2 separate regions of the Homo sapiens genome follow, and region 1 is linked to region 2. Evidence: chromatin loops called from intact Hi-C (ENCODE). Cell type or tissue: ascending aorta. All regions are shown on one strand. Links, peaks and the distances in the headings refer to the core of each region. The heading gives the core; the rest is flanking DNA. Region 1 has its middle 9.4 kb from the start of PNMA8A. Region 2 holds the start of PNMA8C (PNMA family member 8C).

Region 1 (11,745 bases), core at 1,996-9,995, 53 kb before region 2:
AAACAGAGACTCTAGTGGGAGACAGATTTGCCCAAAGTGTCAGGGATACTCAGAGGGGGTGGGAGGATCAAAACCTTGTGTGTGATTGACACGTGTGTCTCTTGAGTGTATGTGTGTGTGTACACTTAGGGGTGTGTATGTGAATCCATGTCTGAGTGTCCCAGTGTGCATACAGGTGTGTGCTCACCCCTCAGCCATTAGGGTGTGTATGGGTGTCCGTGTCTATGTGAGTGAATGTGTGAGTGTGTGCATGAGTAGGTGTATGTGTCTGCACATAGTGTGGGTGTCTGTATTGATCTGTGTTTGTGCATAGGCTTGTATGCATGTGTGTGTCTAGACTGATGAGTCTTGGAGCATGGTGTTTAAAATTGTGGGTTTAGGAGTTTGTGAATGCTTTTTTTTTGAGACGGAATTTTGCTCTTGTCTCCCAGGCTGGAGTGCAATGGTGCAATCTCAGCTCACTGCAACCTCCACCTCCCAGGTTCAAGAAATTCTCCTGCCTCAGCCTCCTGAGTAGCTGGGATTACAAGCACCCACCACCACGCCTGGCTAATTTTTTATTTTATTTTTTTTTTGAGACGGAGTCTCACTCTGTGGCCCAGGCCGGAGTGCAATGGCGCAATCTCGGCTCACTGCAAGCTCCGCCTCCCGGGTTTGTGCCATTCTTCTGCCTCAGCCTCCAGAGTAGCTGGGACTACAGGCGCCCGCCACCACACCTGGCTAATTTTTTTGTATTTTTAGTAGAGACGAGGTTTCACCATCTTAGCCAGGATAGTCTTGATCTCCTGACCTCATGATCCACCCACCTCGGCCTCCCAAAGTGCTGGGATTACAGGCGTGAGCCACCGCACCCGGCCCAGTCTGCTTTTTAGAAAAGTCTCCTGGTTCATTAGAAAATGAAGATGTGTCAAATCATTTCAGCCGCACCACTGAACGGTGGTATAGTTTAATCAGTGACATTTAGCAAATGATGGCTTTAATACACACAAAATGTAAAGCAACACAACCACCGTGGTGCACGAGATGATTGGGTTCATAAAGAGTGAGGATTTCTAGCACACCACAGGCTGGCATGGGCTCAAGTTTTAAGCATCAAGGTGGCTTCACTGTGTTGGCAAAACAGCCCGGGCCCTGCAAATGCCCACAGATAGGAGAGTGGCCAAGTGAACCATGGTCCAACCACACAAGGGTTCTTCTGCAGTCTTGAAAGGACGGACTGGAGAGTTTCCACTGGGACCTTTTGAGTGAACACAGTGAGATGCAAGAAAAGTTCATACACTATGACCCTTTCCCCTTTATTTGATAAAAAATGAAATACTCCCAACAACTTCTGTACGTATCTGCATAGGTGTCTGTATTAGGATTTATTGTTATTATTATTATTATTTTGAGACGGAGTCTCACTCTGTTGCCCAGGCTGCAGTGCAGTGGCACGATCTCGGCTCACTGCAACCTCCGCCTCCTGGGTTCAAGCGATTCTCCTGCCTCTGCCTCCCAAGTAGCTGGGATTACAGGTGTTCCCACCGCCACACCCAGCTAATTTTTGTGTTTTTAGTAGAGACGGAGTTTCACCATGTTGGCCAGGCTGGCCTCAAATTCCCGACCTCAGTTGATTTCGCCCGTCTGGGCCTCCCAAAGTGCTGGGATTACAGGTGTGAGCCACTGCACCTGGTTGTACCTTTCCTCTTACTAGGACCCAGTCATTGGATCTACAGCCCAACCCAATTCGGCATGATCTCATCTTCACTGAGATTCTGAGTGGACATGAACTTTGAGAGACACAATTCAACACAGCACAGCCCTGTTCTAGAAGCTGGGGGCACACCAGAGCAGAACAGATAGAAAGGCCCCACCCGCAGAGCTGATGGTCTGTTAAAAAGACAAGGACAATAAACGGGGTAAAGAAATAAGCTATCTATTGTGTCAACCTGAAAAAAAAGACATCAGAGAAAAATGTCTTCTGATAGCAGGAATGTATTCAGGAGTAAGCACAAAGGATTGTAATCCAGGATGCAGGGCTATGGCAAGCCACAGATGCGTCTGAGGAGGGGGGACAAAGAGAGGCTTTTCCTGGCCAAAAACAGAAGCTCACATAAGCTGTTTGAAAGCAGAGTTTCTTGATTTCAGAGGCTCAAAACCAGAGTTGGCGTGATTGGTGGAGATGCTGTTACCGGGTAGGTGTTCTTTTTTTTTTTTGAGATGGAGTCTCGCTCTGTCATCCAGGCTGGAGTGCAGTGGTGCGATCTTGGCTTACTGAAACCTCCGCCTCCCGGGTCCAAGCAATTTTCCTGCCTCAGCCTCCCGAAGAGCTAGGATTACCGTCACACAACACCATGCCCAGCTGAATTTTTTGTGTGCATTTTTTTTGGTTTTGTTTTGTTTTGTTGAGATGGAGTCTCGCCCTGTCCCCCAGGCTGGAATGCAATGGTGTAATATCGGCTCACTGCAACCTCCGCCTCCTGGGTTCTAGCGATTCTCCTGCCTCAGCCTCCCACGTAGCTGGGATTACAGGTGCACGCCACCATGCCTGGCTAATTTTTGTATTTGTAGTAGAGACGGTGTTTCACCATGTTGGTCAGGTTGGTCTTGAACTCCTGACCTCAGGTGATCCACCCACCTCAGCCTCCCAAAGTGCTGGGATTATAGGCGTGAGCCACCGTGCCTGGTCCTTTCGTGTGTATTTTTAGTAGAGACGGGGTTTTGCCATGTTGGCCAGGCTGGTCTTGAACTCCTGACCTCAAGTGATCCGCCTGCCTTGGCCTCCTTTGCAAAGTGCTGGGATAACAGGCATGAGCCACTGCACCCAGCCACTTCCAAGTATTTTTAATGCATATAAAGTATATATGAATAGGTGCATTTTTTCCTTACTTTCGACATAAATAGTAGCATCCTATGCATAATGATCCTTACTTTGCTTTTTTCACTTAACATTGTAGCTTGGACATCTTTATCAGCACATTGAGATCTTCCTCATGCCTTTTTTTTTCTTTTTAACAATTGTGTAGTATTACACTGTGTGAATGAACCATATTTGAAAATCAGTCCCATTATTGGACATTCAGGTTGTTCTCCATCTTTTCTCTTATTTTCTTTCTTTTTTTTTTTTTTTTTTTTTTTGAGACGGAGTCTTTCTCTGTTGCCAGGCTAGGGTGCATTGGTGCGATCTCAGCTCACTGCAACCTCTGCCTCCCAGGTTCTAGCAATTCTCCTGCCTCAGCCTCCTGAATAGCTGGAATTAACAGGCGCATGCCACCATGCCCAGCTAAGTTTTGTATTTTTAGTAGAGATGGTGTTTCATCATGTTGGCCAGGCTGGTCTTGAACTCCTGACCTCAAGTGATCCTGCCTCAGCCTCCCAAAGTGCTGGGATTACAGGCATGAGCCACCGCGTCTGGCCTGAGTTGCTGTGTATAAAAGAAAGCAAGGAGGCTGGCAACTCATCATGGTTTTAATAATATCTCTGATGATGAATGATATTGAGCATCTTTTTATGTGCTTTGAATGAACAGACATATTTTTAGAATCTAGCCTTAGTTTAAGTTTGTAGCTATATGAAATAAAGATATGAAACTCTTGCATCCCCCAATTAAAACATTTTCCTTAATTTTAATAGTGAATCTTTACATAGAGCCAACAAGGTGTCCTATTTTGGCCCCAAGGGGGCTGTTCCAAACACTTTGTATGAATGAACTCATTTCATCCTTACAGCATCCTCACATGGATGATAATTATAGCTTACATTTATTGGGTACTTGTGATGCACCATTCTAAGACCATTACTTGAATTGACTTCTTTAAGCCTCACCTCTTTATGAGTTTGGTACTAGTCTAATAGTTACCATTTTATAGATGAGGAAACTGAGGCACAGAGAAGTTAATTAATTACTTGTCCAAAGCCACACCACCAGGAAGTGTTGACACCCAGGGAGTCTGACTGCTGATATGACATTCCTTTGTGTGTGTGTGTGTGTGAGTCAGGGTCTTGCTCTGTCGTGCAAGCTGGAGTGCAGTGGTGCAATCACAGCTCACTGCAGCCTCGAACTCCTTAAAACCAATATTCTAACTTTAATAAGCAAAACGTTCTACAGTGAAATGGTAATGATATATGTGCAGCAGAATGATGGGTGATTTTCTCCCCATATTTATCAAGTTTTTCTACAGTAATCATACATCACTTTTGTGGTCAGATAAAGAATGTCTATGGCTGGGCTCGGTGGCTCACGCCTGTAATCCCAACACTCTGGGAGGCTGAGGCAGGTGGATCACCTGAGGTCAGGAGTTCGAGACCAGCCTGGTTGACATGGTGAAACCGAGTCTCTACTAAAAATACAAAAATTAGCCAGGTGTGGTGGCACGTGCCTGTAATCCCAGCTACTGAGGAGGCTGAGGCAGGAGAATCATTTGAACCCGGGAGGTGGAGGTTGCAGTGAGCCGAGATCATGCCATTGCACTCCAGCCTGGGCAACAAAGCGAGGCTCTGTCTCAAAAAAAAAAAAGTCTATATAAATGGTGCTAGGGAAAAAAACAAAACAAAAGCAAGTAGACTAAGTAGGGTGGGATGGACGTGGAGCATTTTAATGGAAATACTGGGTTTAGCCAAGGGGAGGGAAAAAGAGGAAAGATGTCCAAATGATTCATTTTTCTCTTCAACCTCTAAGCTAAAAACTTTTCCCCGGGGTGAGTGGGTGGCCCTGAAAGATGGCCTCATTCCTGCAGAAATCTTGTTTCAGTTGGCAAAAAATCTCTCTACTCTTGGATCATACGTTTCTGTTCCTAATTAGGGTGACCCCTCGGTCCTAATGTCCTACCTAACCTATTTCCTTGCATTTAGGGCTTAAATTTATGTAATTCTTTTTTTCTTTTTGTTCTGTTTTTGTTTTTTTGAGACAGAGTCTCACTCTGTCGCTCAGGCTGGAGTGCAGTGGTGCAATCTCGGCTCACTGCAACCTCCGCCTTCTGGGTTCAAGTGTTTCTCCTGCCTCAGTCTCCCGAGTAGCTGGGATTACAAGCGCCCACCACCACGCCCGGCTAATTTTGTATTTTCAGTAGCGATGGGGTTTCATCATGTTGGCCAGGCCTGTCTGTAAATGTATGTGATTCTTATTTCCTTTGTGTGACATCTTCCAAGCCCACAAGACGATAAGATTCCGCCCATAACAAGAGAATATGATCTCTCTCCACATAACACAATGTAAACTCTTCATTACGTTTATTAAATTTGGCTTGCCAGTTTTTCTCCTGTGTTACCTCTTCAAGTAGATATTTATAACTTTTGTCAAACATAAATATACATTTAGAATTCGAGAAATATGATACAAACCTTCTTTAAAAAAAAATAAAGAGACTCATTTGTTCTCTTTCTTTTCTTTGGCCAAGGATTTCAGACAAAAATCAGGAATCATCACCAGCCAAGACTGTGTTCAGACCACGTGACGTCTTCCAGGCACCAGGAAGAAATACGACCAACCTCCGTAACAAATGAGAGAAACTTCACCTGACTGTGTTTTGTGCATTTGGTTTATGAGTCGTTTTAAAAACGTGTACTTTTACTGCTGCGTTCAGGTTTTCAGCCATAGAATATTCTAGAAAAAAATAGTGATAACATTTATTTCACCGCTATAACCCTGAATGTGTAGCTGTGTTTTTTAAAAAAACATTTTTTTACAATTGTAGAATATGTAACATGCCTCCAGAAACGTGCCCTAAACACAAATATATAATTTGGCAAATAATTACATAGCAAGTCCTATGTTACTGTCATCTGATCTAGAAATCATCGTCCTCCCAGAAGCCCCTCATGTGCTCTGGCCATCTCAAATCCCTCCCTGCCCCAGGGATAAATAACATCCTGTTTTGTGATAAACGCTGCCTTTTCTATACACGTGTATGCTTATTAACAAACTATGAATTTCTCCACACGGTAGATTTGATTATGTTTGAATCTTACATGAATGTAATCCTATTGGTGGATTGTTTTTAATGTATGTGTGTGTGTGTTTCAGAAAAAATACATTAAGAAAAGAAAAGGACATGGGGCCTCTCGGTTTCCTGGCCACAATTCCTCACTTGGAATGTTGTTCCCTCACTGTAGAGAGTGGAGACAGCTGCTGGCGTTTTTTCTGTCAGAAGGAAATTCAGGGCCTGCAGCTGTGGCTGTAACCCGACCACCACCCCCGCCTCCCGCCCCAGCTCAAAGGAGAACACATCTCTTCTCCCGCCGCATAATCCTAAGGTTTTATTGGTTATTTCCAGAGAGAGAGAGAGAGCTAACTCAGAACGGCCCAGGATAGAGTTGCTAGGATTGTGGCATAAAACTACTGGACTTTATGTTCTTAATGTTTTGTTTGTTTTTTGAGACGGAGTCTCGCTCTGTCACCAGGCTGGAGTGCAGTGGCGCGATCTCGGCTCATTGCAACCTCCACATCCCAGGTTCAAGCAATTCTCCTGCCTCAGCCTCCCGAGTAGCTGGGACTACAGGTGCCTGCCACCACGCCTGGCTAATTTTTGGATTTTTAGTAGAGACGGGGTTTCACCATGTTGGCCAGGATGGTCTTGATCTCTTGACCTCATGATCCACCCGCCTCGGCCCCCCAAAGTGCTGGGATCACAGGCATGAGCCACTGCACCCGGCCGTTTTTAATTTTTTATCTTACAAATAGACACAGGGTTGGTGGGAGGGCAGGTGTCTCCCTATGTTGCCTAGCCTTGAACTCTTGGCCTCAAGCAATCCTCCCATCTCGGGCTATTTTATTTTATTTCATTTATTTTATTTTATTTTTTGAGACAGAGTCTTGCTCTGTCACCCACGCTGGAGTACAGTGGTGTGATCTTGGCTCACTGCAACCTCCACCTCCCGGGTTCAAACGATTCTCCTGAGTCTCCTGAGTAGTTGGGATTACATGCATGGGCCACCATGCCTAGCTAATTTTTGCATTTTTAGTAGAGACGGGGTTTCACCATGTTGGGCAGGCTAATCTCGAACTCCTGACCTCAAGTGATCTGCCCGCCTCAGCCTCCCAAAGTGCTGGGATTACAGGCGTGAGCCACTGCAACCAGCTGACACTGTAACTTTTGAAAAGCATCATATTTTATTTATTTTTTGTTTTTTGAGACGGAGTCTCACTCCGTTGCCCAAGCTGGAGTGCAGTGGCACAATCTTGGCTCACTGCAAGCTTCGCCTCCCGGGTTCACGCCATTCTCCTGCCTCAGCCTCCCGAAGAGCTGGGACTACAGGCGCCTGCCACCACATCCGGCTACATTTTTGTATTTTTTTTTTAGTAGAGACAGGGTTTCACCATGTTAGCCAGGATGGTTTCGATCTCCTGACCTCGTGATCCACCCGCCTCAGCCTCCCAAAGTGCTGGGATTACAGGGGTGAGCCACCGCGCCCGGCCATATTTTCAAACAAGTTAAGAAGTCACACCTGAATCCAAGCAACATAGATGTCTGTAGGGCATCAGCCACCAGCCCTTCTCAGCTCTTCATTTGAAAGACCGGAAAATAGAGAACGACCTGCATAGCCATCCATAGGGGACTCGGTAATTAACCTATGGCAGTGGCTGTCACATGTGTTTGATCATGATCCGTGATAAGAAATACATTTTGCTGTGACCTAGGAGACACACACACACGTAGATATAATAGAAAATAAAGCCAGGCATGGTAGCTCACACCTGTAATCCCAGCACTTTGGGAGGCCGAGGCGGGCAGATCACCTGAGGTCAGGAGTTTGAGACCAGCCTGGTCAACATGGTGAAACCCTGCCTCTGCTAAAAATACAAAAATTAGCCGGGCATGGTGGCATGCACCTGTAATCCTCGCTGAGATCGCACCACTGCACTCCAGCCTGAGTGACAGAGCAAGATTCTGCCTCAATTAAAAAGAAAAGAAAAGAAAAGAAAAAAAATAATTTAAAAAAGGAAACTCTGCAGCAAGAAGGGGCTCTCACAGAACAAATTGGACAGAGCCAGCCAGGTTGAGTCACAGAACCACCATGATGGGTTGTTGCAACTGACTCAGGAGGAAACATCTAGGCGGGATCCCAGAGCCCCCTGGACTTTCTTTGGGTTCAGTGTTTATGGAAACTCTGTGGGTTCTCACTGAACATACACAGCAGGGCAAAATAAAAACTCAAAGGTGAAACACAGCGGAAGAGGATGGAAGGAGAACCCTAAACTGGAAGTGCAGAGATGGAGGGGAGGGTTGGGGCTGCAGGGATGCTTTGTCATGGAAACCACAGTGCCAGTTGTTGCCTTGGAAACCACAGCACATCGTGTTGTCATGGAAACCACTGTAATGATTCCTGTTAAGGGTGCTTGAACTATTTTTAAATCAGCTAGCAATCACTGTGGCTCTTTAATGGGAGAGCAGGCAGGCAGCTGACTCCACTTCACACACACACGCACACACACATATACACACATAGTTGTACCTTTATAATATTTAGGCTGAGGCAAAATTAATTGCAGTTTTTGCCATTGAAAGTAATGGCAAAAACATGGCCAGATGCAATGAAATGGCTCATGCCTGTAATCCCAGCACTTTGGGAGGCTGAGGCGGGAGGATCACTTGAGCTCAGGAGTTTGAGAGCCTGGCCAACATGATGAAACCCTATCTCTACTAAAAGTACAAAAATTAGCCAGGTGTGGTGGTGCACGCCTGTAGTCCCAGCTACTTGAGAGGCTGAGGCAGGAGAATTGCTTGAACCTGGGAGGCAGAGGTTGCAGTGCGCCACTGTACTCCAGCCTAGGAGACAGAGCAAGACTCTGTCTCAAAAAAAAAAAAAAAAAAAAAAAAAAAAAAAAAAAAACCAGGTGTAGTGGCTCATGCCTGTCATCCCAGCACTTTGGGAGGCTGAGGCGGGTGAATCACCTGAGGTCGGGAGTTCGAGACCAGCCTGACTAACATGGAGAAACCCTGTCTCTACTAAAGATGCAAAATTAGCCAGGTGTGGTGGCACATGCCTGTAGTCCCAGCTACCTGGGAGGCTGAGTCAAGAGGACTGCCTGAGCCCAGGAGATGAAGGCTGCGGTGAGCTGTGATTAAGCCACTGCACTCCAGCCTGGGTGACAGAGTGAGACCCCATCTCATAAAATAAAATAAAATAAAATAAAATAAAATAAAATAAAATAAAATAAAAATTGTGGAATATTCCAAACTCAAAGTCAAGAATAGAGAATTGACTGGGCACGGTGGCTCATGCCTATAATTCCAGAACTTTGGGAGGCTGAGACAGGAGTTGGAGACCATCTTACCCAACATAGTGATACCCTGGCCCTACAAAAAAATTTTAAAAATTAGCTGGGCGTGGTGGTGCATGCCTGTGGTCCCAGCTACTCAGGAGGCTGAGGCAGGAGGCTCGCTTGTGCCCAGGAGGTTGAGTCTGTAGTGAGTTGTGATCCTGCCACTGCACTGTAGCCTGGGAGATAGAGCAAGATCCTGTCTCAAGAAGAAAAAAAGCTGGGTGTGGTGGCTCATGCCTGTAATCCTAGCACTTTGGGAGGCCGAGGCGGGCGGATCACGGGGTCAGAAGATCGAGACCATCCTGGCTAACATGGTGAAACCTCATCTCTACTAAAAATACAAAAAATTAGCCGGGCGTGGTGGCGGGCACCTGTAGTCTCAGCTATTTGGGAGGCTGAGGCAGGAGAATGGCGTGAACCCGGGAGGTGGAGCTTACAGTGAGCCGAGATCGCGCCACTGCAAGCCAGCCTGGGTGACAGAGCGAGACTCCGTCTTAAAACAAAACAAAACAAAACAAAGTACAAAAATTTGCCAGGCATAGTGGCGGGTCCCTGTAATCCCAGCTACTTGAGAGGTTGAGGCAGGAGAACTGCTTGAACCCAGGAGGCAGAGGCTGCAGTGAGCCGAGGTCGCGCCACTGCACTCCAGCCTGGGTGACAAAGTGAGACTCAGTCTCGAAAAAAAAAGAATTGATATTTATATAACTAATCCTCATGCATCCCGTGCCATTCTTCATCAAATCTTAATACTATGCTAAATTTATTTACACCTTTTTTTTTTTTTTTTTTTTTTTTTTAGCATTATTGGCTGGACTCAGCAGCTCATGTCTGTAATCCCAGCACTTTGGGAGGCCGAGGCAGGCGGATCACTTGAGGTCAGCAGTTTGAGACCAGCCTGGGCAACATGGGGAAACCCCTTCTCTACTAAAAATACAAAAATTAGCTCAGCATGGTGGCACGTGCCTGTAATCACGGCTACTCAGGAGGCTAAGGTAGGAGAATCGTTTGAACCCTGCAGGTGGAGGCTGAGTGCGCCACTGCACTCCAGCCTGGGGGACAGAGTAAGACTCTGTCTCAGAAAAAAAAAAAAAAAGAGATTTATATAATTAACCCTTATGTATCCCTTGCCATTCTTTATTAAATCTTAATACTATGCTAAATTTATTTACACATCTTTAAACAAAATTATTGTTTAAATAGGCTGTGTCCTACCTCCCATATGACTTGCCCTCTTCTTCTCCCCAGAGATAGTCACTTGGAGGATTATTGCATTTAAAAATCCAGTATTTATCAAAACTCAGTGTCTGTCATTCCCTTGCATGCCAAAATAAATAACTGAAAAAGAGAGAAGAAAAAACAGACAGTGTCTAATTCTAACTGAGTCACTGTGTGACTCAGTTTCCACTGCAGCAACTTTGTCTGCAGCCTGGATCACAAACAAGCTCCCGCATTTGTAAAACTACTTGGCAAACATAGCAAAAGCCTCTGAGATTCAGCAAACATCCATTCCATTTCATTTTAGTTATGATGTTTTACAATCCACTGCTGGTATAAATTTACTTTTTATCCTGTCTAGATTGACGATTTTCTTCTTCTTCTTTTATTTTTTTATTATTATTTTTTTTTGGTCTGACAAATCCTTAGCAGAATTTTCAAACACACTGAGATGTTTTGTTTTCTCTTTGAAGAGAAAGTTCCAGAACTTTGATTCTGTGCTCATGCACTGGGGTTGGGTGGCATTCCTGAAGGGGCAGCCAGGACTGTTAGGAATATTGGCTCTGCAGAAAGCTGAAACCTGGCTTTTGAGGCAAAGCTGAAGGCATCTCTCTCCCTCCCTTGCCCCCCATCTCTCCATTCTGTAACGCATTATTTGTTCACTTTTGTAGTAAAATACACATAACATAAAATTCACTATTTTAACCTATATTTATTTTTCAAAAAATAATTTACTTTTTTTTTTTGTTTGTGAGACGGAGTTTCACTCTTGTTGCCCAGGCTGGAGTGCAATGGCACAATCTCAGCTCACCGCAACCTCCGCCTCCTGGGTTCAAGCGATTCTCCTGCCTTAGCCTCCCAAGTACCTGGGATTACAGGCATGCACCACTATGCCCGGCTAATTTTTGTATTAGTAGTAGACACAGGGTTTCTCCATGTTGGTCAGGCTGGTCTTGAACCCCTGATCTCAGGTGAGCTGCCTGCCTTGGCCTCCCACAGTGCTGGGATTACAGGCGTGAGCCATCGTGCCCAGCCCGTCTTCATTTTTCTACCTTCACTCCTACTAGCGTTCCTGGACCCAGATGTCCTGGATGCAGAGGTCCCTCCTGTTACGGTGGTAGACGCATCTCATTCCCATGGGGGTCCCAAATACTTCTCTAGAGTAACTTTTTTTTTTTTTTTTTTTTTTGAGACGGAGTCTTGCTCTGTCGCCCAGGCTAGAGTGCAGTGGCGTGATCTCGGCTCACTGCAAGCTCTGCCTCCCGAGTTCACGCCATTCTCCTGCCTCA
Region 2 (11,745 bases), core at 2,357-10,356:
AAATCTCTGTGGAAGAGCTGGTTCCTAAAACCCCTAAATGAGAGGGCACACTTCCCTTGTTTTCTCTCTACTGGAAAACCTGAAAAGTAGTATGTTAGTGCAACTGATGTTTATAAAGGAAGAGTCATGGTTGTTCAGGATTGGTCCGTGTTAAGCAGAAGGAGGTCTGCTATGAGCCACGTGGGATAAGAAACATTATGTGATTGGATCTTAGACAATTGGGGGTGAATCTGGGGAGGTGAGGACCCAGAAAGGGATGGTGGTCAAAACTAAAATAAGATAAAGATATCCATCTCACCCCAGTTAAAATAGCTTATATCTGGCCAGATGCAATTGCTCACGCCTGTAATCCCAGCACTTTGGGAGGCTGAGGCGGGCAGATCACCTGGGGTCGGGAGTTCACGACCAGCCTGACCAACATGGAGAAACGCTGTCTCTACCAAAAATACAAAAAATTAGCCAGGCGTGGTGGAGCATGCCTGTAATCCCAGCTACTCATGAGGCTGAGGCAGGAGAATTGCTTGAACCTGAGAGGCGGAGGTTGCAGTGAGCCGAGATTGCACCATTGCACTCCAGCCTGGGCAACAAGAGTGAAACTCCGTCTCAAAAAAAAAAAAAAAAGCTTATATCCAAAAGACAGCAAAGAACAAATGCTGGTGGAGAAAAGGGAACCCTCATACTCTGTTGGTGGGAATGTAAATTGGAGGTTCCTCAAAACTAAAAATTAAGCTAAAAATTGATCCTGCCATCCCACTGCTGGGTATATACCCAAAAGAAAGGAAATCAGTAGATTAAGGAGATCTCTGCACTCCCATATTTTTTGCAGCACTGTCCACGACAGTGAAGATTTGGAAACAACCTGAGTGTCCATCAACAGAAGAATGGATACAGAAAATGTGGTGCTTATACACAATGGAGTACTATTCAGCCATGAAAAAGAATGAGATCCTGCCATTTGCAAAAACGTGGATGGAACTGGAGGTCATTATGTTAAGTGAAATAAGCCAGGCACAGAAAGACAAACGGCATGTTCTCATTTATTTGTGGGAATTAAAATAATCAAAACAATTGAACGAGGACAGGCATGTTGGCTCACGCCTGTAATCCCAGCACTCTGGGAGGCCGAGGCGGGTGGATCACTTGAGGTCAGGAGTTCCAGACCAGCCTGGCTGACATGGTGAAACCCCATCTCTACTAATACAAAAATTAGCCAGGCGTGGTGGCGCGTGCCTGTAATCTCAGCTGCTAGGGAGGCTGAGGCATGAGAATCACTTGAACCTGGGAGGCAGAGGTTGCAGTGAGCCAAGATCGCACCATTACACTCCAGCCTGGGCGACAGAGTGAGACTCCATCTCGAAACAAAACAAAACAAAAAAAGCAGTTTTTTTTTTTTTTTTAACATATAGACAGAAGGTTACCAGAGGCTGGGAAGGGTCGTCGGCGGGATGGATGGGGGAGGTGGGGATGGTTAATGGGTACAATACTCAACACAAATAGAAAGAATGAATAAGACATACTATTTGATAGCACAACAGGATGACTATTGTTAATAATAATAGTACATTTCAAAATAGCTAAATGAATGTAATTGGATTGTTTGTCACACAAAGGATAAGTTCTTAAGGGGATGGCGACTTCATTCTCCACAATGTGATTATTTCTCATTGCATGCCTGTATCAAATATCTTGTGAACCCCATACATATATACAGCTACCATGTACCCGCACAATTAAAAATTAAAAATTTAAAAATAAACTATATTCGTGATGGCAAAATAATAATAATAATATAGGGATGGCGAGATCTTGTTTAAAAGTTACTGAGGCTGGGCGTGGTGGCTCAGGCCTGTAATCCCAACACTTTGGGAGGCCGAGGTGGGAGAATCACTTGAACTCAGGAGTTTGATACCAGCCTGGGCAACATAGAGAGACCCTTATCTCCAAAAAAAAAAAAAAAAAAAAAAAATTACTAACCAGGGAGCGCTAGGGTTGCTGGAGGAGGGGTGTATCAAAGTTTTTTTTTCTGTGACTAGTATTGGGTTTTAAGTCTCTGTAGGCCAGTCTGCTGGGCAATTTAGAAACTGAACCGGGACAGAGAGGACAAATTGGAACCTACAAGAACAATCTAGGCCAGGTGCGGTGGCTCACTCCTGCAATCCCAGCATTTTTGGAGATTGAGGCAGGCGGATCATTTGAAGTCAGGAGTTCGAGACCAGCCTGGCCAACATGGTGAAACCCCATCTCTATGAAAATACAAAAATTAGCTGGGCATGATGGCGGGTGCCTGTAATCCCAGCTACTCAGGAGGCTGAGGCCGGAGAATCGCTTGAACCCGGGAGGTGGAGGTTGCAGTGAGCAGAGATGGCACCATTGCATTCCAGCCTGAGCAACAGAGCGAGATTCCGTCTCAAAAAAAAAAAAAAAAAAAAAAAAAAATTAGAATCCTTGAAGACAAACTGGAACCCCCGCCCCCAACCAACGTCTCTTTTCCCACCTTCAACCTCAATTCCACGCTTGACCTGCAGGGGAAGCTGGTGCCTTTTGCCCCCACAGAGCTGCTCCGGTGCTGGCCCCAAGTTCACCGACGCTGAAAAGGAGACCGGCAGGAGCAGGTGGAGTCCCAGAGGCTGCCCCAAGCCAATAAGGTGAGCCCACAGACCAGTCATGAAATGCATGAGCCATGTGGCACCCTGTGCAGACCTTCTCACAGCACCAGCCGCTGTGTAAATCTAATGCACATTTCTCTTTTAGACGACTCTAACCAACAGCCACCTGCAGAAAGCTATTCTAGGACACACAAGCCCAGCTTAGCTAAACTGGCACTGAACAAAATCAACATACAGCCCAGAGAGGGAACTGTCATCCAGAAACTTCACGACAGAACAGGAACTAAGCCGCGTGACACAATATGGGACCCCTTTCTCAGGGAACTCCATGGTATTGTATAATGTTAAATCTGTGCGCCCAGGAGTCAGGGTGCTGAGGCGGGAAGTCTAGCTTTGCCATTCACTAGCTGTGTGACCTTAGGTAAGTGAATTAACCTCTCTGATCTTCGGTTTTCCTGACTATAAAACCGGAGGCATCAGGCCGGGCGCGGTGGCTCACGCCTGTAATCCCAGCACTTTGAGAGGCCAAGACGTGCAGATCACGAGGTCAGGAGATCGAGACCATCCTGGCTAACACGGTAAAACCCCGTCTCTACTAAAAATACAAAAAAATTAGCCGGGCCTAGTGGTGGGCGCCTGTAGTCCCAGCTACTCGGGAGGCTGAGGCAGAAGAATGGCGTGAACCCGGGAGGCGGAGCTTGCAGTGAGCCGAGATCGTGCCATTGTACTCTAGCCTGGGCAACAAGAGCAAAACTCCATCTCAGGAAAAAAAAAAATCTAGTATTGATGAGCATGTGGCGAAACTGGATTTTTTTTTTTTACACTGTTTGGTGGGAGAATAAAATGGTACGACCAGTTTGGGAAACTTGTAGAATCTGCTAAGGCATTTGTTCAGGCTTAAAACTAATGGATATGTACATATATGTTCACCAAGAAACATAGACCACGTAATATGTGATTCCATTTATGTAAAATACAAAAACAGGCAAAACTAACCTATGCTGTTGAAAGTCAAGATAGTGGCTTCCCTTAAGAGGATATAGTGATTTGGAGAAAGCACAGGATATCCTCTGGGAATGCTATGATGTTCATTTACTGATTTGGGTGCTGGTTACACCATGTGTTCAGTTAATGGATTTTCATTTATAATTCGTGCACTTCTGACTACGTGTAAAAACAAAGTTTCAGGGGATGTCGGTTTCAGGTGTTGTTTGATCCTGAGGCATATGATGTCTTCCTGACTATGGCCTGGTTTCTGGTTGTTCCCTCAACTCTGCCTTCCTCTAGATGCAAAGTTCATCCTCAAAGTGTTTATTGGCTGGACGCGGTGGTTCATGCCTGTAAGCCCAGCACTTTGGGAGGCCGGGGCAGGTGGATCACTTGAGGTCAGGAGTTTGAGACCAGCCTGGACAACATGGTGAAACCCTGTCTCTACTAAAAACACAAAAAGTTAGCCGGGCGTGGTGGCGGGCGCCTGTAATCTCAGCTGTTTTACAGGCTGGGGCAGGAGAATTGCTTGAACCTGAGAGGTTGAGGTTGCAGTGAGTCGAGATCGCGCCACTGCACTCCAGCCTGGGCGACAGAGCAAGACTCTGTCTGAAAGAAAGAAGGAAAGAAAGAAAAAAGAAGGAAGGAAGGAAGGAAGGAAGGAAGGAAGGAAGGAAGGAAGGAAGAGAGTTTGTCATGCTTCCAAGACAGCCTCCTGTAGCTCCTATACTTAGTCTTTCACGTCTAGGAGGAAAGAGAGAGTCTTCCTCCGCTTACCAGTTGCAGAAATCCTTACCTTCATTCTGACTGGACTTACTGAGTTCACGTGTCTAACCTTTAACCAATCTCAGAGAAGAGGGGCATATTAAGCACTAATTGCTTTTTGTCCAGGTTACCTGGGTGACCATTTCTGAACCAATCACTGTGGGAAGGAGGGTGAGATTATGCTAATTGGTTCAAGCCAATCAGGGCTTATCCCTGGAACTGGGGGTATAAAGGGTGTCGACCTAACCCAAATGTTTTGGCTTTATTAATGGGGACTGGGGAGGAGAGGAATAGACATTGTGGATGTCATCACATGGGGGAGACATTTCTTATTTATTTTTAAACATTTATTTGAAACAACCATAAACCTACAGAAGAGTTGCAAATATAGTATAAAGAATGTTTTCGCGGCCAGGTGCAATGGCTGTGGCCTGTAATCCTAGCATTTTGGGAGGCCGAAGTGGATGGATCACCTGAGGTTGGGAGTTCAAGACCAGCCTGGCCGACATGGTGAAACTACATCTCTACTAAAAATACAAAAATTAGCTGAGCTTGGTGGCACATGCCTGTAATCCCAGCTACTTGGGAAGCTGAGGCAGGAGAATCGCTTGAACTGGGGAGGCAGAGGTTGCAATGAGCCAAGATCGGGCCACTGCACTCTAGCCTGGGCAACAGAGGGAGACTTCATCTCAAAAAAAAAAAAAAAAAAAAAAGAATGTTTTATCCTCTGAAGCATTTTGAGTCTAAATTGTCATATCGCTCTGAATATTATAGTGTGTGTGTGTGTGTGTGTGTGTGTCCTACATGCAAGAACATTCCACTGTAAAGATACATTTGTTCCCTTTGATGAGTATTATATGGGCAGGTACTTTGATAGTTCACATTCTTCACCAAACTTTGCATTCACGTGCTTATATCTACATCAACTCATAGATTCTAATTTTATTCAAGGGGTTATAATCTGTTACTTTCATTTTTAACGTTGATGCTCAAATTGTCCCAGGGTTGGCCAGTGGGAGCATTTCAGGCTGGTTCCTCTGTCTTTCCAGGTGTTCTCATTTTTTTTTTTTAATCACTTCCTTACTTTCTGACCCCAAAAGATGCCCCGGGTGCCTCTTGTACATTCGCTGTCCCCTCACCCCTGGAATCGGCTATTATTCAAAGGAGAATCGCGGGCGCTTCTGAGGGCTGGTGGCCGACCCCTCACCTCCGAATGACCCCCTCAGACTCTTGATTTCAATGCGGCCAGTCGGCCAATGGCAGAGGAGATGGATGCTTCAGCGGTTGCCATGGAGACCGCCAGGCCGCAGAGCGGAAGGAGGCGGTGACGTCACCGCGGGAGCAAGTGCAGCGGCCACATCCTCGTCCTAGTCCGGCGACAGGGCACTGAGTGCAACCTCTGGGCCAGCGGTGAGGGACGCGCCTCCCTGCCTGCCAGGGCCGCGCCTACGACACTCTGTTGGCAGTTGTCCCAGGGAGATCAGCAGTCCCAGATCCGGAGAGACCGTTGGGGCCTGTGAGACCTTCGGAGGCCACGCCAAGAAAGGGGAAGCATCATCTTTAGACCCTCCTTGGTGCAGCCTTGCCCAGGACCCGGGAGCCACGAGTCAGGTGGCAAACACCGCCTTCTGCTTCTCCAGCACGCGTAAGTCCCTGGGAATCTTCGAGCCCACTCAGAGGGAGCCACAGAAGCCCCGACGTTGCACAGCCCTGCAGGCAGGGGCTGGGGGCATCCTTCACTGAGCTGGACGAAGGGGTCCTGGGAGCGGCCTCCGGCCCCTGAGGCCTCACTCTCTCGTAGCCTTTGGGAAGGAATCGCGGCATCCTGGATAATTTCGTGGATTCCCGAGGCAGCTCAGGTGTCCACCAGCGGGCATACTGCTGCCTCAAAGAGTTGGGCAAGATGCTGTTCGGGGTGAAGGACATTGCACTGTTGGAGCACGGGTGCAAGGCCCTGGAGGTGGACAGTTACAAGTCCCTGATGATCCTGGGGATCCCGGAGGACTGCAACCACGAGGAATTCGAAGAGATTATTCGGCTGCCCCTCAAACCTCTAGGCAAGTTCGAAGTGGCTGGGAAGGCCTATCTGGAAGAAGATAAATCCAAGGCGGCCATCATTCAGCTGACGGAGGACATCAATTACGCCGTGGTCCCCAGGGAGATCAAGGGCAAGGGCGGTGTGTGGAGAGTGGTCTACATGCCCCGGAAGCAGGACATTGAATTCCTGACCAAGCTGAACCTCTTTCTGCAGAGCGAGGGCAGGACGGTGGAGGATATGGCCCGGGTCCTGAGGCAGGAACTGTGTCCCCCAGCCACGGGCCCCAGAGAGCTGCCTGCAAGAAAGTGCTCTGTGCCTGGGCTGGGGGAGAAACCGGAGGCTGGGGCCACCGTCCAGATGGACGTGGTGCCACCTCTGGACTCCTCCGAGAAGGAGAGCAAGGCTGGAGTTGGCAAGAGGGGCAAAAGGAAGAACAAGAAAAACCGCCGGCGGCATCACGCCTCAGACAAGAAGCTGTGAGGTGGTGGCATCGGGTGGGCGTGGGGAGTGTCTGAGGGGGTGTGGGTGATGACTGTGGGAGGGTAGGTACCACCTCACTACGTTTAAGGAGTGCGAGTGAGTGTGGGTAATGCAAGGGAGGGTGGGAATGACTCTAGTGAGTGGGTAACTTTGGAGTAAGAATGGGTATCATTTGGATAGCACAGGTAACATCTGACTAGTGCGAAAGAGGTGGATATCTTTATCTGAGTTAACTAACTTGTGGGTTACATCTGAGTGGGTGTGGTTAACGTCTGGGTGCCCGTGGCTCATTTATTCATCTTACAGATATTTATTGCATACCTACTATGTTCCAGGAGCTGGGGATATGGAAGGGAGTAAACTCAATAAAAATCCCTGCCTTCATGGCACTCAGAGTAAGTGGGTAATATTTGAATTACTTGGAGACATCAGAGTGAGCGTAGGTAGCATTTGAGTACATGTGGGTAACAGCTGAATGATCATAAAATCTGGTTGAGTGTGGATTGCTCATTCATCCATGTATCCATGCAACCAACAAAATTTCCTGAGGACCTACAGTGTGCCAGGCACTGGGGATACAGAAGGGGAATAAACAGACCAAAACCTTGCCCGTGACTCTCATAGTAGCTATTTGAGTAGGTGCGGGTAACATTTGGGTTACTTGAATACACGTTAGTGAGTGTGGGTAGCATTAGAGTGTGTGGGTGGCATCCGCGTATAATTGAAAGTAGTTGTGGGTAATATTTGAGAGTGTGCGGGTAACACCTGAATATGTGTATGGGTATCATTTGAGTAGATGAGAGTAATTTCTAAGCGAGGAAGGGTCTCAAAGACCCACAAATATCTTCCGCTACTCGGGAGACCCCGCGGGACCAGCCGCGCAGGCGCAGTCAGAGCCAGAACCTAGCAGCGCGTCCGACCGTTGCTATGGAGACCACAGGCTGACCCCAGGCGCCTGCGCCCTTTGCAGAAAATGGAGGAGGTGGAAACGGTCCTGGATTCCAAGGTTTTGCAGATCTCTTACTGGAGTTGAAGAAAACTCACGCAGACCCAGGAGGAACGTGTCAGGGAGATCCCTACTCGGGAGAAGGGCCGCCATCCTCCTTCGGCTGTCACCCACGGCCTGATTCTGGGGACAGCCTCTCTTGCTGGGGGGAGGCGGGCGGCACGGACCCCTCTAGCTTTGCGCCCTCCTGGAAATCCTGTTATTGCAAAGTCTAGAGCCGTTTTCTGTGTTTCAAAAGCATGTACCTTGAATGTACCTCTGGCACAAACTTGTTCGGAGTGGGCCACCCTGTTTTGCGCATGTCAAGCAGAAACCATGGCTGAGAGTGAGTTGCCTGCTCCCCACCTCTGAGGAACTCACTGATCTGTAAGCGGCTCTTGAAAAGCTGTCGTCTTTCTCTACACGCTGAGTCTCTCTTACAGAAGTGGTCAGAAGCGGGACCCTTCTGCCCCGATTGGCGCCTGGGGTGAGGGTGTGAGTCTCCCCAAGTTAAATTCCAGAAGCTCTGGCTTGGTGAGGAGGAGTGAACTCCACTCTCTAAAGAAGAGGCAAGGCTTCTGGGCAATGGTCCAAAAGGAGGTAAATCATTAAGAGGCCATTTTCAAGAGTTACCAATGAACGACGTTAACACTGAGGTGAAGAAGAATTTTAAAAATCAGGTAAAATCCAAATACATGTGAGTAGGCAGATCTTTTGCTCAGAGACAACGGACCTGTCAATTTGCAAACTTGTTAGTTCAAGGATCTGCAAAGGTTTGACTGAATCTCTTTTCAAAAATGTAACTTACACACAACACAAAGACTCAGCCTACCAAATTGTAATGTCAGAGACTCCTAACGTCTTTTTTTTTTGAGACAGAGTCTCGCTCTGTCACCAGGCTGGAGTGCAGAGGTGCAATCTCAGCTCACTGCAACCTCTGACTCCCTGGTCCAAGCGATTCTCCTGCCTCAGCCTCCCTAGTAGCTAGGATTACAGGCATGAACCACCACGTCCAGCTAAATTTTGTATTTTTACTAGAGAAAGGGTTTCACCATGTTGGCCAGGATGGTCTCAATCTCCCGCCTTGGTCTCCCAAAGTGCTGGGATTGCAGGTGTAAGCCACTGCGCCCAGCTTCTCTGTTGATTCTTTTTTTTTTTTTTTTTTTTTTTTTGAGGTGGAGTCTCCTTCTGTAGCCCAGGCTGGAGTGCAGTGGCACGATCTTGGCTCACTGCAACCTCTGCTTCCTGGGTTCAAGTGATTCTCCTGCCTCAGCCTCCTGAGTATCTGGGACTACAGGTGCGCACCACCACGCCCAGCTAATTTTTGTATTTTTAGTAGAGACAGGGTTTCACCGTATTAGCCAGGATGGTCTCAATCTCCTGACCTTGTGATCCGCCCACTTCGGCCTCCCAAAGTGTTGGGATTACAGGCGTGAGCCACCACGCCCGGCCTGATTTTTCTATTCCTTGTAAATGCCCAGCCTGGGCATACCCACTCGCAGAATATTGTACTACTGTGTTCGTTATTGCATCCCAGAGTCTGAGCTTGAATAAATGCTACGAAAGCCTCCAGCGTGTTTGTTGCATGCTGCTCTCCCATCAAGGCATAATCGTTGTATAATAAGGGATAGTGTGACATTTCTTATCATATTGCAGCATGAAGACTGTATTTTGTGCTTATTGTGGATTTCAGGGGTATAACATTTATATTTGTGATACACAACATGCGTGGTTGTTCAATGTTGCCCATGAAATCAAAATCCTACCACTTCTCTTTCAAGATTTTCTGGACCAAAGTGTATCCTGGGACTCCAATGCAAGTTGTCATGCAAAACTGTCACCATTTGAAGCTACTTAGCTGAGTGAAAACATCACTGGTAGGGCAAATCCCAAGCAAAAATTCACAAGTAAATTGAATGTGCCAGCTGTTGGAGGGCTGCATCTGGCTTCTGTAAACCCCTGATTTCAAAAGGGGGTTCAGCTAAAACTCTTCATTGTTCTTTGTGATTGAGATGCTCTTTTGTACAAATATGAACTCATAAAATAAATGTATGCTAATGAAATCATAGTCTGCCCCTTGACATATGGGGGGAAATCCATGTAAGATTTAATTTGGAAAAATGATGTGGCTGCTAAAACAAGTACTGAAAACTGCTTCCATGGCCTGAAGTCTTCCAGGACTGCATTTATTTTTATTTTTATGTACTTATTTATTTTTGAGACAGAGTCTCTCTCTGTTGCCCATGCTGGAGTGCAGTGGCGTGATCTTGACTCACTGCAAGCTCCGCCTCCCGGGTTCACACTATTCTCCTGCCTCAGCCTCCCAAGTAGCTGGGACTACAGGCACCTGCCACCACACCTGGCTAATTTTTTTGTATTTTTAGTAGAGTCGGGGTTTCACCGTGTTAGCCAGGATAGTCTCGATCTCCTGACCTCGTAATCTGCCCGCCTCTGCCTCCCAAAGTGCTGGGATTACAGGTGTGAGCCACCGCGCCCGGCGGAAACACAGCTTTCTTTTATCCTACGGACTTCTCAGGATGTCAGGTCATTTTCCAGTGGCTGGTGTGAAAGGTGAAACAATTTAACTGAAACAAAAACAGTAACAGCTATCTTGTGTTCCAGGCACTATGCCACATTCCTTCATATCATTAACCCATCATATCCTGCCAACCCTGTGAGTTATGGCCCTATAGGTCCACAATCCCTTATAAAAACCCTCAGCCAGGTGTGGTTTCAGGGGTATATGTGGTTCAGAGTTTTGGATTTTAGAAAAATGATACAGTGACTATACCTTATATTGTAGAATTTACTTCCCAGGGGGATGCGGGAAGCCCTTATAATCCCATCAATACTTCTGTAGTGGGCTAGGTGCAGTGGGTCACGCCTGTAATCCCAGTACTTTGGGAGGCCAAGGTGGGAGAATTGCTTGAGGCCAGGAGTTCAAAACCAGCCTGGTCAACACAGCAAGACCCCTATCTCTACAAAAACTAAAAAAAAAAAAAAAAAAATTAGGCACGGTGGCATGCACCTGTAGTCCCAGCTACTCTGGAGGCTGAGGTGGAAGGATCGCTTGAGGCCAGCAGATCAAGGCTGCAGTGAACTGTGATTGCACCACTGCACTCCAGCCTGGATGACAGAGTGATACCCCCCTACATCTCAAAAAAAAAAAAAAGACCAGATAAGAGATTAGATTATCAAACTGTACTATTATTAAGATCATCATCTCATTCTATGGATGAAGAAAGTAAAGCTCAGAAAGGCTAAGTAACTTGTCTAAGGCTACAGAGCAAAGCACAACAGGAATTGAAAACAGGCCTCTGACCACATTCTGTGCTCCTCACACTGATTCGGGTCTCTCTCAGTCTGGGAGGCCCCAGCTGACATCGGAGTCATAGAGCATGATTTCTCTGGTAAACGGCTGGGCAGAAGAAATTCTTCAGGATTCCTTGAGAAACAAGCCAGAGGTGGGTGGCACTCTGAGGGCCTGTTTGAAACTGCAGTACACGCTCTGGTTCTAAGTGGGGGCTTAGAGCAGAGAATAATCTTCGTGCATATTGAATAATCATATCTACCAGGCACTATTCTAAGCATTTTACACAAACAATTTAATCCTCATAAGACTCAACACCATGAGACTGATACAATCTCATTCTCCAGATTTGGAAACTGAGGCACAGAGCCACACGATTTGTAAACAGAGCCAGGATGTGAACCGGAACTGAGTCTACAAACAGCTAGACCACACTGCTTTTTTTTTTTTTTTTTTTTTTGAGATGGAGTCTCGCTCTGTGGCCCAGGCTGGAGTGTTGTGGTGCGATCTTGGCTCACTGCAACCTCCGCCTCCTAGGTTCAAGTGATTCTCCTGCCTCAGCCTCCCAAGTAGC

The links. Peaks named below come from ENCODE experiments on the same cell type or tissue, not always from the same donor. Only the 100,000 strongest peaks of a DNase experiment are listed, where the experiment ranks them.
Region 1: it touches region 2 in a loop (3-fold over the local background); 11 of 110 quality-filtered maps call a loop at or near these places.

What each region holds. Positions count from the first base shown.
Region 1 is chr19:46,475,071-46,486,815 of GRCh38, reverse strand. No RefSeq gene overlaps it. Among named protein-coding and RNA genes, the nearest start is that of PNMA8A, 9.4 kb to the right of the region's middle. In ascending aorta, for the core only: no CTCF peak of the experiment used is centred there; DNase peaks (open chromatin) are centred at 8,065 and 8,169; H3K4me3 peaks cover 1,211 bases; H3K27ac peaks cover 6,700 bases.
Region 2 is chr19:46,422,876-46,434,620 of GRCh38, reverse strand. PNMA8C (PNMA family member 8C) reads left to right here and starts at 5,685. Exons shown (of 1, transcript NM_001386793.1): 1 at 5,685-9,924. The coding sequence starts at 6,262. The coding sequence ends at 6,876. RefSeq lists a silencer at 43-243 and enhancers at 5,685-5,954, 7,606-7,655, 7,500-8,006, 8,166-8,295, 8,007-8,514 and 1 more. In ascending aorta, for the core only: no CTCF peak of the experiment used is centred there; DNase peaks (open chromatin) are centred at 5,690 and 7,810; H3K4me3 peaks cover 3,460 bases; H3K27ac peaks cover 3,412 bases.